Regions from separate parts of the Homo sapiens genome. Here regions 2 and 3 are each linked to region 1. Evidence: read pairs that join two places in POLR2A ChIA-PET (ENCODE). Cell type or tissue: MCF 10A. All regions are shown on one strand. Region 1 holds the start of MRPL55 (mitochondrial ribosomal protein L55). Region 2 has its middle 11 kb from the start of JMJD4. Region 3 overlaps OBSCN (obscurin, cytoskeletal calmodulin and titin-interacting RhoGEF).

Region 1 (4,000 bases):
CAGCAAGCCACCAGCATTCCCAGTGAGGGAAGGGTAAAGGGAACTTTTTATCAGTGAAAAGGGAACTTTTATCAGCGAAAAGGGAGCGGTTCACAGAAGCTGCTTAGAAAGAGTTCATTGGTTCCAGGGGCCCAACGCCAAAGCTCAAAGTTGTCCTCAGTTCATTGGTGGCGCTGCCATTACTGGGCAAGTGTTTATTCCGAGCATCTTAACTGAATTACTGCAGTCCTAAAGATGGTCTAAATTTTGTCAAAGTAGGAGACCCGTGAATGACACAAAAGGGTTTCTTGTGGGGTTTTTAGAAAGTCCTTGCGAATAATTCTTATCTCAGACACTAAGCCTGAGCCTCCTGTTCTTCCCAGCCCTGTTTGTCTGGGCCTGACAAAGTGATTTCACTCCTTATTTGTAACTTTCACAAAACAAAGGCCCTGGTCTCATGAACTCATTGCACAAAGTGACCCTGGTTCGCTGAGGCAGATAGGCGATGCTATCTGCCTGCCCTGGTCCAAACATCTCATCTGGAATACTGCAGGCCAGTGGAAATGCCCGGAATAAGCTCTGTTTACAAGGTAATAGCGAGCCTCTCTGGCATTTCAGAAATGCGTGACAGCTGCTTCCTTAGGGCCCTCCCCACTCCATTTTGGTTACGTTGTGACATAAATTACTCCATTTTGCTGTGAACTACAGGGTCATTTCTCAGCCCCCGCCAACCCCGCGGATCCCCCCTCAGCCCCGCTGTATCAGCCTTTCGGATCCTCCTTCAGCCTCTCAGGTCCTCCTCAGCCCGCTGCGTGCCTCTTCAGCCCCCCTTGAACTTCCGTCATCCCCACAGATCCTCCCTCAGCCTCCCTAGATTCCCACCTCAGCGCCCATGGATCCTCCCTCACTGCCCCCTGGGACCTCCCTCAGTTCTGCAGATTCCCCCCTTAGCCTCCTGGGACCTCTCTCACCCCTTCTAGATCCTCTCTCAGCCCCGCAGATCCTTCCGCAGCTCCCCCTGGATCCTCCCTCAGCCCAGCTGGTGCCCACTCAGCCCCGCGGATCCTCCTTCCCTCAGCCCCCGCCCGGGTGCTCCCGCAGTCCCCCTGGGTCCTCCCTCAGCCCAGCTGATGCCCCTTCAGCTCCGAGGATCCTCCCTCAGCCCCCCTGCGTCTTCCCTCAGCCCCCTGCGTCCTCCCTCAGGACCCCTGGGTCCTCCCTCAGCCCTCCGGGACCTCTATCAGCTCTCCTGGATCCTCCCTCAGCCCTGCGGATCCTCCCTCAGCTCCCCACCCCGGGTCCTCCCTCAGCACTCCCCCACTCCGTCCTCCCTCAGACCCGCGGGTCCCCCTCGACCTCGCCGGCCCGCCCTGGTCCTCCCGGTAGGGACGGAGGTCACCTGCTCGCCGGCCCCGCCTGGGTTCTTGTACCGCCACAGCGCCCCCGCAGGCCCCGCCCACCTAGGCTTCGTCCCGCCCCCGAGATTACATCACGCCGCGCCGGCCCCGCCCAACAGGGGCGTATATCTTCGTGTCTCACCGCCCACTCTTGCCTCTCCCTGCCATGGAACACGTCATACCGCGCGACGCAGCGCCTGCCAGTGACGTCGTGGGCTGCAGCGCAGCAGCACCCAACGCAGTGAGTACCTTGATCTCCTGCGTGGCCTCGTCCCTGGTCTTAGTTCCACCGGGCAGCGGGAGTCAGGACCGCCTGTCCTCAGACCCCTCCGCAGCGACTGTGGCGGCCGCAGGTTGGCGCCTCGTGTGGGCCGGGAACAGAGGCGGGAGGCGCTGTACCCTCCCGGTGGAGTCGGGAGGGAGGGAGGCAGGGAAGGGGACAGGGGGCTGCACCTGTGATAAGCCCTTGTCCCCATGCAGTCTAGCAGGAAAGGAGAGGGAGCTTTCCCCGAAGACCCTCCTGGACCAGCCCCAGGCTCCTGTGCTGGTGAGGCCGAGGGAGAGGGATGTGGGCATAGGACACGTAGCAGGATTTCCATTTTAGAGGCAGCCGGACCTGTCTTCAGGTCCCTTCCTTGGTGAGAGACAGGGGTACGCCAGAGGAAGCTGGGCGCTCGGCCTCTGTGCAGCCTCATCTCCTGGAATCTGAGTATTGAAAACTGGGCTTTTACTTCGCACACCTCAGCACAGACTCCCATGGGAATCCAGGTCACAGCAAAGCAGCCCTGGGCCTCCATTCTCCTTTAAGCAAGCATGACAATCCTCACTTCACTGAGTTTTTATTAAAACTAGCAATGACCTTAGAAAGCAAGGCATGACCTCAGCTCCACTTTTGAGGCTGCAGTCCATTCAGAGAGGTTTCGCAGACTCGGTAACGGCCAGAACAGACAGCCTGGGCCCTGCCGCAGGCTGACTCAGAATCTTTGGGAGTAGTGACCAACTTCTGCTTTTGGAAAAACCTCTACAGGCGGTTCTGAGAAGTCCAAGGGTTGCTGGGAGAGGTTGGTGAGTGGCGTGGTGATTACATGTGTCTTGGAAGCATCCTGGGCTGGGATTTGATAAGAAACCATTAGGTGGAAGAACCTTCCTTTTAAAAAAGATCTCTTCATTCTCTGCCTAGCAGGTTGCACGCCAGGGCCTGTACTGACCACCTCCACGTGCCACTGGGGCTGTAAGGAGGAATGGCGGCCGTGGGCAGCCTGCTTGGGTAAGCATGGACTTTTAGGTCCCTGGGGATTACTGTCAGGGGCCACCCCAGGGAACCCCTCTCTTCAGCAGGAAACCGCCATTCTAATCCTCCCTAGTCCTTGCTATTGTCCACTGTCCCCTGTGCTGGAAGCTTTGTGCCCTTGCTCAGCCTGGCAGCCTCTTCCTGGCTAGGGGGCCAGAACGCCTCTGACCACAGCCTGTGGCTCCTGAGGAAGCCCCGAGGCTCATCCTGCCCCGGCACGGGTCACCAGCTCTGGTAATGTCTCCTGTGGCCCGGCAGTGCCCAATCACAGCCAGCCTCAGTCATGTTGGCACTCTGCTGCAGCACTGTCGGCTGACCAGAGCTTGAACATTTATCTGCAGCCGGCTGAGGCAGAGCACCGTGAAGGCCACCGGACCTGCACTCCGCCGCCTGCACACATCCTCCTGGCGAGCTGACAGCAGCAGGGCCTCACTCACTCGTGTGCACCGCCAGGCTTATGCACGACTCTACCCCGTGCTGCTGGTGAAGCAGGATGGCTCCACCATCCACATCCGCTACAGGGAGCCACGGCGCATGCTGGCGGTAAGCTTCCCTCTCCAGGTGCTTCCAGGTGCCGGGCTGGGGTCGAGGCTGTGGTGGGGGTGCTGGTGACCAGTCGCCTTCGGATGGACATGTGGCTGTGGTCACTGTACCACATGACAGGAGTCAGGGGAGCAGGTGGTTGTTGGAGGAGTGGAGGAAGGCTTAGATCCAAAACTGACTCTAAGCACCAAAATTAGATAGGACTAACCAGTAGTGTGTTTTTATTTTTTAAATTTATTTTTTTGAGACAGGGTCTTGCTCTGTCAACCAGGCTGGAGTGCAGAGGCACGATCTCGGTTCACTGCAGCCCTGACCCCCTGGGCTCATGCGGTCCTCCCACCCCAGCTTCCCAAGTAGCTGGGACTGCAGGTGCACACCACCATGCCTCACTAATTTTTTGAAAGATATTTTTGTAGAGATGGGGTCTCTCTGTGTTGCCCAGGCTAGTCTTGAACTCCTGGGCTCAAGCGATCCTCTCACCTAGGCCTCCCAAAGCACTGGGATTACAGGTATGAGTGAGCCATCATGCCTGGCCTTGTGTGTTTTTAAAAACATCAAATCTGGGGAAAACACAGAACAATTTATTTTAAAGATTGAAAGCTTTGAAGGGAGAGACCAATAAGAATGTTTGAAAATTAAGCTAGCATAGGATGGAAGACGTAAGTTGAGAGGAAGGCCTTGGGCTGTCCCCCCAGTAGCTCTCAAGGTCCCTCGATCCACATGGACGAAACTTGGTCTGTCCCCTGCAGATGCCCATAGATCTGGACACCCTGTCTCCTGAGGAGCGCCG
Region 2 (4,000 bases), 380 kb after region 1:
TGACCATCTTAACAAATGCAGAAAATAAATTTGACAAAATCCAGCATCTTTATGATGAAAACATTCAACGAGATAAGAACAGGAGGGAATATGCTCAGACTGCTAAAGGGCACATGAAAACCCTGCAGTGGCTCACGCCTGTAATCCCAGTACTTTGGGAGGCCAAGATGGGTGGATCATTTGAGGTCAGGAGTTCGAGACCAGCCTGACCAACATGGTGAAACCCCATCTCTACTTAAAATACAAAATTAGCTGGACATGGTGGTACATGTCTGTAATCCCAGCTACTTGGGAGGCTGAGGCAGGAGAAACGCTTGAACCCGGGAGGCAGAGGTTGCAGTGAGCCAAGATTGTGCCATTGCACTCCAGCCCAGGCCACAAGAGTGAAACTCTGTCTCAAAAAAAAAAAAAAAAAAAAAAAGAAAAAGGAAAGAAAACCCTGCAGCTAACACCATGCTTCGTGGTGGAAGCCTGTATACTAATGTCCTAAGATCAGGAACAAGATATATACATCCACTCTAATGACATCTGTTTATCATTGTACTGGAGGTGCTAACCAGGACAATTTGGCAACAGAAATGAATAAAAGCCATCTAGATTGGAAAGGAAGAAGTACGATGATCTTTGTTCACAAATGATATGATCTTATATTTAGAAAAATGTAAGAAATTCACTAAAACATATTAGAATAAAGGAATTCAGCAAACTTAACAGATGCAAAAAATTGGTTATATTTTTGCACTTAAGAAATGAGCATTGAAAATGAAATTTAAAAAGCCTTCTATTTACAATAAACTCAAAAGCAAAATAATTAGAAATAACTTTAATGACAGACATGTAAACTGGAACACTGAAAACTGTATCTCAAGTGTGGTGCAAGGTCAGAGACAAGGAAGCCCATGGATATATGTGTCTTTCCACAATGTCAGGCTTTTATTGATTCTATTCAATCACAAAAGCCACAAGCTACATGGAGTTCCCGAGGAGGCAATTCTCCTTAGTAGTTCCCGTTCACTAGGTAGTCAGAGCCACAGGCACACAGGCTCAAGCCACTCCACAAGTCAGTAAATATTGCAAACACTACCTAATAGTATACTTAATATGTAAATGTTATAGATTAAACATTTGACAACAAAGTAACATTAACATCAAGAGAAGAGATAGGAGAAAATGTTAAAGAACCAGTTCGAGGAGAACTTAAATGAAGACAAAGAGAATCTTCTGGTCTGGGCCAGGCAGTCCATCAATCTTGCAAGAAAGAATCTTTGATGGGGCAGACAGAGGCTTTGGCAGCAGATGTCGAGTTCTTATTATGAGTGCCAGCAAGATGGTGTTAGTTAAGACAGCTGTTTTGAGCTGCTGATGGCCTGCTATTTTTATGACAACAGAGTCCACTGGTGAGAACTGATAGTGGATGAGTATGCTTGTTTATATCCTTATATGGTTGGATGCAGGCCTTTTTTTAAAATTTATTAAGCAAAATATCTTATCCTTGTTGTCAAAGTGTCCTAAGAAATGTAAAATGGAGTCTTTTTTCTAAGATGGGGTTACTTAAGTCAAGGGTGCTCTCTACACTACAATACATGGTTATCATCCTTGAGCCTTCTCTCCTTGGCTCTGAGGACTTTACCTTCTTGGGGAAAAAAGGGGATTGCATTCTTGGCCTTTATATTATTAGAGGTGGGCTCTGGGTAAGGTCTACACAACCAAATGAGTGTTCCTATTTCCATTTTTATGGATAGAAGCCTGAGGCCCACAAAGGGAGGAAATGATGATCCATATCCCAGAGGGCAGAATATCAGGCAACATTTCCCTCTACCCAGCCCCTCCCCACTGTCCTGTATTTAAGGTACCCCCAGATGTGATACCAATGGGTGTTTAAGAGAAAGCCCTGGGATCCGGGAGTCTGAGGAAGGGGGATTAGGGATTCCAAGTCTGAGGTGTAAAAAAAAAAAAAAAAAATGACCAAGGCAAGTCTCAATCACTTTAAGAGGTTTATTTTCCAAGGTTAAGGATGTGGAATAGAAAAGAATACAGAACCACGGGAAAAACTGTGGCCCATGGTTTCTCCAAGGAGGATCTGGGGACCTCAACATTTAAAATGAAAAGGGTGGGTATTGGGGATTGAGGAAGGAATTGTGAAAAGGGTGTGGGTAAATAAGAGGCAAGCGGTTGCATCCTTTTGAGTCTTTGATCAGCCATTCAATGAATACACAATTTACGTTGGGGGGGTGGGTAGAGAAATAGTCACACATTTATCTAGCTTGGTGAATCTGCATTTTTGCATAAGATAAAATAAACATAGGGCACAGGAAGCAATCAGATATGCATATATCTCAGGCAGAGGGATGACTTTGAGTTCTGTTCTTTGTTCCATACCTGTGAATATAAGCTATCAATTTACATTGTCAGGGTGAAATGAAACAGAACTGTTTTAGGGTAAAAATCTTGGAGCCCACAATTTGTGGGCAAATTGTGAGAGAGGTGCGATGCTTTTTTTTTTTTTTAAATCTTTGTAGCTATCTTATGTAGACACGAAATGGGAGGCAGGTTTGTGTGACCCAGTTCCCAGACTGACTTTTCCGTTTGGCTTATTTAGTTTAGGGTCTTGAGATTTATTTTCCTTTCACAGGGGCAAGAGGGCCCTGGGAAGATCAAGGCTGAGCGTCCAGGTTCCACAGAATGGAGTCACTGAGGGGCAATTGTAGAATAAGAGAGTGTGGAAAGTAGAAAAGTTCCTCTTCAGAGCTCGTCTTAGTTTAAAAATAAAATAATAGACACTAGAGATAATAGCTTCTTGCTCTAAAGCCCCCTATCAACTATTAGTTCTTACACTTTAGCCCACTTAGTTGCTTTGCCTTACTCAGGCATGTCTGGACAGGCCCCAGCAAGTCTTAGTTCATAGCTCATGCCCCTTCCTTATTTGGAAATGTTATTGCTTCTTTAAACCTTTCATAAGCAATTTCCTCTCCTTTTTTGTTCTCCCTTGCACTTACCTATTTAGGAAAGTTTCAGGTTGTTAGCAAATCAGGTATCAGTTTAAGATTGTGAGGTCCAGGTCCAGCCAATGGATGCAGGACACAGCAGAAGGATGACCCAAATGCATAAGGGATAAATATGTCTGCTTTTCATTTGTTCAAGTGTACTCTCATCATTGTTCCATCTGCGAGGATATCAGGGGAAATTCAGCCAGATATCGGGCAAAATTCAGCCAGATATTGGGTGAAATTCACCCCCAATATTTCACGTAGGTTCTTTTCTATATTCCCTAAGTGTCAACTGGTCTGAGAAATAAAGGGACAGAGTACAAAAGAGAGAAATTTTAAAGCTGGGAGTCAGGGGGAGACATCACATGTCAGCAGGTTCTGTGATGCCCCCTGAGCCGCAAAACTAGCAAGTTTTTATTAGTGATTTTCAAAAAGGGAGGGAGTGTATGAATAGGGTGTGGGTCACAGAGATCACATGCTTCACAAGGTAATAGACTATCACAAGGCAAATGGAGGCAGGGCGAGATCACAGGACCACAGGACTGGGGCAAAATTAAAATTGCTAATGAAGTTTCAGGCATGCATTGTCATTGATAACATCTTTAAGGAGACAGGGTTTGAGAGCAGACAACTGGTCTGACCAAAATTTATTAGGCGGGAATTTCCTTGTCCTAATAAGCCTGGGAGCGCTATGGGAGACTGGGGCTTGTTTCATCCCTACAGCTCGACCATAAAAGACGGCCGCCCACCGAAGCGGCCATTTCAGAGGCCTACCCTCAGGGATTCATTCTCTTTCTCAGGGATGTTCCTTGCTGAGAAAAAGAATTCAGCAATATTTCTCCTATTTGCTTTTGAAAGAAGAGAAATATGGCTCTGTTCTGCCTGGCTCACCGGCGGTCAGAGTTTAAGGTTATCTCTCTTGTTCCCTGAACATTGCTGTTATCCTGTTCCTTTTTCAACGTGCCCAGATTTCATATTTTTCAAACACACATGGTTCTACAATTTGTGCAGTT
Region 3 (4,000 bases), 150 kb before region 1:
CAACGCTTTCAAGGTTTCATGTTTGTGTAATGTTAGCTTGTTTTCTTTATACTATTGCTTATGAAATTAAGGAAAAATGTTTTTATTTAGAGTTTGTTAAGAATTGTATGACATGAATTGATGCTAAATTTTTCCAAATATTTTTGGCATATTTATGATGTTGTATTTTATCCAATGCTTTTAGTCTCCATATTGGAGTAATCACATTCGTTTTTCTTTCAATCTGTTAATGTCACATTTTGTACTGATTTTCTAATGTTTCTCATGTTAAACCATCCTTGCATTACTGGACTATGACTTTTGTCATTGTGTGTTATCCTCTTGATAAATTGCTGAATTCAGGGTGCTATATTTAGTTTAAGATAGTGAGCCTTGATATTGATAAGAGATTGACCAATTTTAATTCTTCATATTCACCCTGTCAGAGCTTGGTATTAATGATATTTATTACCTACATAAAATGAGATAGAGCACTGAGGTCCTTTTTCAATACTCTAGAGGAATGTCTATGAACACAGAATAATTTCTTTCCAGAATATTTGGTACAGTTTACAGTAGAGCACTGGGGTAACCTTCTATAAGATGATTATTTGTTGCATTTCTATAAAAGGTTATAGGACTGTTCAACTTGCCTATTTCTACTTTTGATATAGTTTTGAAGAAATTGATCAATTTGCCAAAACTTTTCAAATTTACTTGCATAAATATAGGGTTAGGCATGGTGGCTCACACCTGTAATCAGAGCACTTTGGGAGGCTGAGGTGGGTGGATCACCTGAGGTCAGGAGCTCAAGACCAGCCCGGTCAACATAATGAAGCCTTGTTTCTACTAAAAATACAAAAAAATTAGCCAGGTATGGTGGCGCGCGCCTGTAGTCCCAGCTACTCGGGAGGCTGAGGTGGGAGAATCGCTCGAACCCAGGATGAGGAGGTTGCAGTGAGACAAGATCGAAGATCGCACCACTGCACTCCAGCCTGGGTGACAGAGTGAGACTCCGTCTCAAAATAATGATAATAATAATGGCATGTTCTCAAATAACAACATTTCAAGTACCTACAAAGTGGGGTTTCTGGCATCTGTACACCCCCAAGAACTCCTACATGCTGATGTGACACCAATGTTAAGTGTCGGTACCTATGAACAAGTGTGTGACTGCACTCCACCTCCATCCGACAAAAGACTCTCTTACTAAAGGAAAATAGAACTCGTTCTCAGATTTCTCTATCAACTAGCCATGAATTATTAGAACGGTATGAAACACATACTGCTTTATCTGTCAGTGGCTGCTGTATAGTAATTCATCTTTAAAATGTGTGCTGATGTAGCTTGATTTGTTTATTCCTCTTCAGTTTTAAATATACAAAATTAAACTAAGGGAAGTTCAGTCACAGAATGTTCTGACATAAGAGCAAATGAAAACAACATATACTTTCAGAAGATAATTCCAAACCTCACAGTGGTGTATCGCAGTCCAGAGCCACCAATTCCCAGTTCTGCATTTATTCTGTAGGCAGTGTAATAAAAACAAGCCAGGTGCAGTGGCTCACACCTGTAATCCCAACACTTTGGGAGGCCAAGGCGGGTGGATCACTTGAAGCCAGAAGTTTGAGACCAGCCTGACTAGCATGGTGAAACCCCATCTCCACTGAAAATACAAAAATTAGCCAGGTGTGGTGGCAGGCGCCTGTAATCTTGGCTACTTGGGAGGCTCAGGCAGGAGAATTGCTTGAACCCAGGAGGCAGAGGTTTCAGTGAGCTGAGATCGTGCCACTGTACTCCAGCCTAGGTGACAGACTCTGTCTCAAAAACAACAACAACAACAAAATAAAAAAACCCAGGATATAGATTTTGCCACATGTGGGTGCACAGAGACTTTTTATGCCCATAAGAAAGATGAGAAGAGGGTCCCCGAACACCTAAAACTTGGATAATCCAAAGTTCAATCATGAGATAATTCCAAGAATGATTGTGTGGCTGAAATTTGCCCTTATCCTTGTTCAATGGAATTCAACCATCTCTCCACAGGGGGAGCCCTCAGGTCGGGCTGGTGAGGCTGGGTGCAAGCTCTCGGATGGCCTCAGGTGAGAGACATCTGGTCTACTTCAGCCTCCAGTAGCAGCCCCTCAGTTCAATTGAGCCAAAGGGCTGGACACCTGGGAGCACCTGTGGGTTCTGACTGGGTGCTGGGAATATGTGAACAGCATTACTGCCTGGAAACACAACTCACAGTGTCTCCTGTATGCATTTATCCCTTCTGGCCAACCTCGGGCCAGCCATGGGTAGGAAAATGGCAGGTAGGATTACGAGAGACTTCCAGAGATGAACTCTAATGGAAAGAGTACTGGGGTCTATCAGCCAATCTCATCAACACCTACACACAAGGTAACTCAGCATCCCCAAACCACTGACCTGCCACTTGCAGGCGGAAGGAGAGCTGCTGGCCCCCAGCCTCACAGCTATACTCTCCGGTGTCTGCCTGGCCTGCCTGCTGCACCACCAGCCTCCGTGTACAGCCTGCAGCCTCCACATGCACTTTCAAGCTGGAGCTCAGCTTCTTCCCGTCCTTGTACCAAGTCACCTCTGTCTGGGCCTGGGCCACCTCACAGCTCAGTGTGGCGCTAGCCCCTGCTTCAGCCTGCACCTCCCTGTGTGCTGGCTGCTCCTTAGCAAACACCGCCTTGGGCTCTGGGGAAGGCAGGGATGCACAGGGTGGCCACCACCATCTAGGTCAGGAAGGCAGCACTGGGGAGAGAAGGCCTGGAAGGGGAAGTGCGAGGGACAGATGCTCTCCAGGCTCTGCACCACCGCCTCCCAGTACAAGGAACACAGTTTCTCCATCCATTCTGCATGCAGGATCTGTCACATCCCCAGGGCACCCTGCAGAATGGTGGCATGTTCCTGTGGTCCCTGCTGCTTGGGAGGCTGGTCTCGAATGCCTGAGCTCAAGCAATCCTTCTGCCTCAGCCTCTCAAAGTGCTGGGATTACAGGTATGAGGCACCGTGCCAGGCCTGATGCTAAACTTTATCAAACAGCTGTTCAGAATTTATGATGTTAAATTTCATCAAACTTTTCTTCTGCATTTATTGAGATTTTCTCTTTCAATCTGTTAATGTCATGCATGACATTTTCTGATGTTTTGAATATTGAATATATTGAGTATAGCATTTCTAAATTATGCCTTTTATCATAGTGCATTTTCCTTTTGACATACTGGTCATACCACTTTGAAAATATATTGTTGAAGCATTGGCCTGGATATCCATAATGACTGGCCTGTAATTTCAAATCTTTATACTGTTGTCATAATTGGTATCTATGTTATGCTATCCACATAAAACAGGTTCAAGAGTGTATCTTCTCATTCTATTCTCTGAAAGGATCTCTAAGAACATTCAATAATTTGTTTTGAGAATATTTGGTATAATTTATCAGTAGATCCACTGGGCTTAGACCTTTTATAAAAATATTGTTTATTACTGGTTCCACTTAATTAAAAGCTATAGGACTATCTGAGTTGTCTGTTTCTTCCTGTGTAACTTTTTCATAGTTTTCTCTAACAAATTGGCAATTCTCCAAAACTTATAAAATGTATTACCATTAAAGAATTTATCGCACTCTCTTAACACAATATTTTAGAAAGATACACAGTGGGATTTTTTGGTATCTATATATACACAACTACAAATGATTATATACTGATAGAATGCCAAGCTGTCATGGGTTGGCATTTGGGAGTCAATGTAGTACCACAACCTTTTTCTCTCTGACATTTAGCCTGTTTTGTTGTTGTTGTTGTTGTTGCTTTTATTTTTTTTTCCAGAAACAGGGTCTCACTCTGTTGCCCAGGCTGGAGTGCAGTGGTGTGATCATGGCTCACTGCAGCCTGGAACTCCTGGGCCCAAGTGATCCTCCTGCCTCAGCCTCCTGAGTAGCTGGGACTACAGGCGTGTGCCACTTCATCCAGCTAATTTCTGTAGTTTTTGTAGAGACGAGGTCTCG

What was found. Peaks named below come from ENCODE experiments on the same cell type or tissue, not always from the same donor. Only the 100,000 strongest peaks of a DNase experiment are listed, where the experiment ranks them.
Region 2: POLR2A ChIA-PET joins it to region 1 with 8 read pairs; 5 of 35 experiments call an interaction of 5 or more read pairs at or near these places.
Region 3: POLR2A ChIA-PET joins it to region 1 with 5 read pairs; 1 of 35 experiments calls an interaction of 5 or more read pairs at or near these places.

The regions. Positions count from the first base shown.
Region 1 is chr1:228,106,878-228,110,877 of GRCh38, reverse strand. It overlaps MRPL55 (mitochondrial ribosomal protein L55), which reads left to right and starts at 1,579. Exons shown (of 5, transcript NM_181463.3): 1 at 1,579-1,729; 2 at 1,857-1,923; 3 at 2,560-2,643; 4 at 3,009-3,210; 5 at 3,960-4,000. The coding sequence starts at 2,618. RefSeq lists a silencer at 1,134-1,223 and enhancers at 1,494-1,663, 1,932-2,645, 2,646-3,360. In MCF 10A, no CTCF peak of the experiment used is centred here; a DNase peak (open chromatin) is centred at 1,517.
Region 2 is chr1:227,722,565-227,726,564 of GRCh38, reverse strand. No RefSeq gene overlaps it. Among named protein-coding and RNA genes, the nearest start is that of JMJD4, 11 kb to the left of the region's middle. In MCF 10A, no CTCF peak of the experiment used is centred here; no DNase peak of the experiment used is centred here.
Region 3 is chr1:228,258,186-228,262,185 of GRCh38, reverse strand. OBSCN (obscurin, cytoskeletal calmodulin and titin-interacting RhoGEF) reads right to left here. Exons shown (of 116, transcript NM_001386125.1): 17 at 2,410-2,685. Among named protein-coding and RNA genes, the nearest start is that of OBSCN-AS1, 47 kb to the right of the region's middle. In MCF 10A, a CTCF peak has its summit at 2,030; a DNase peak (open chromatin) is centred at 2,035.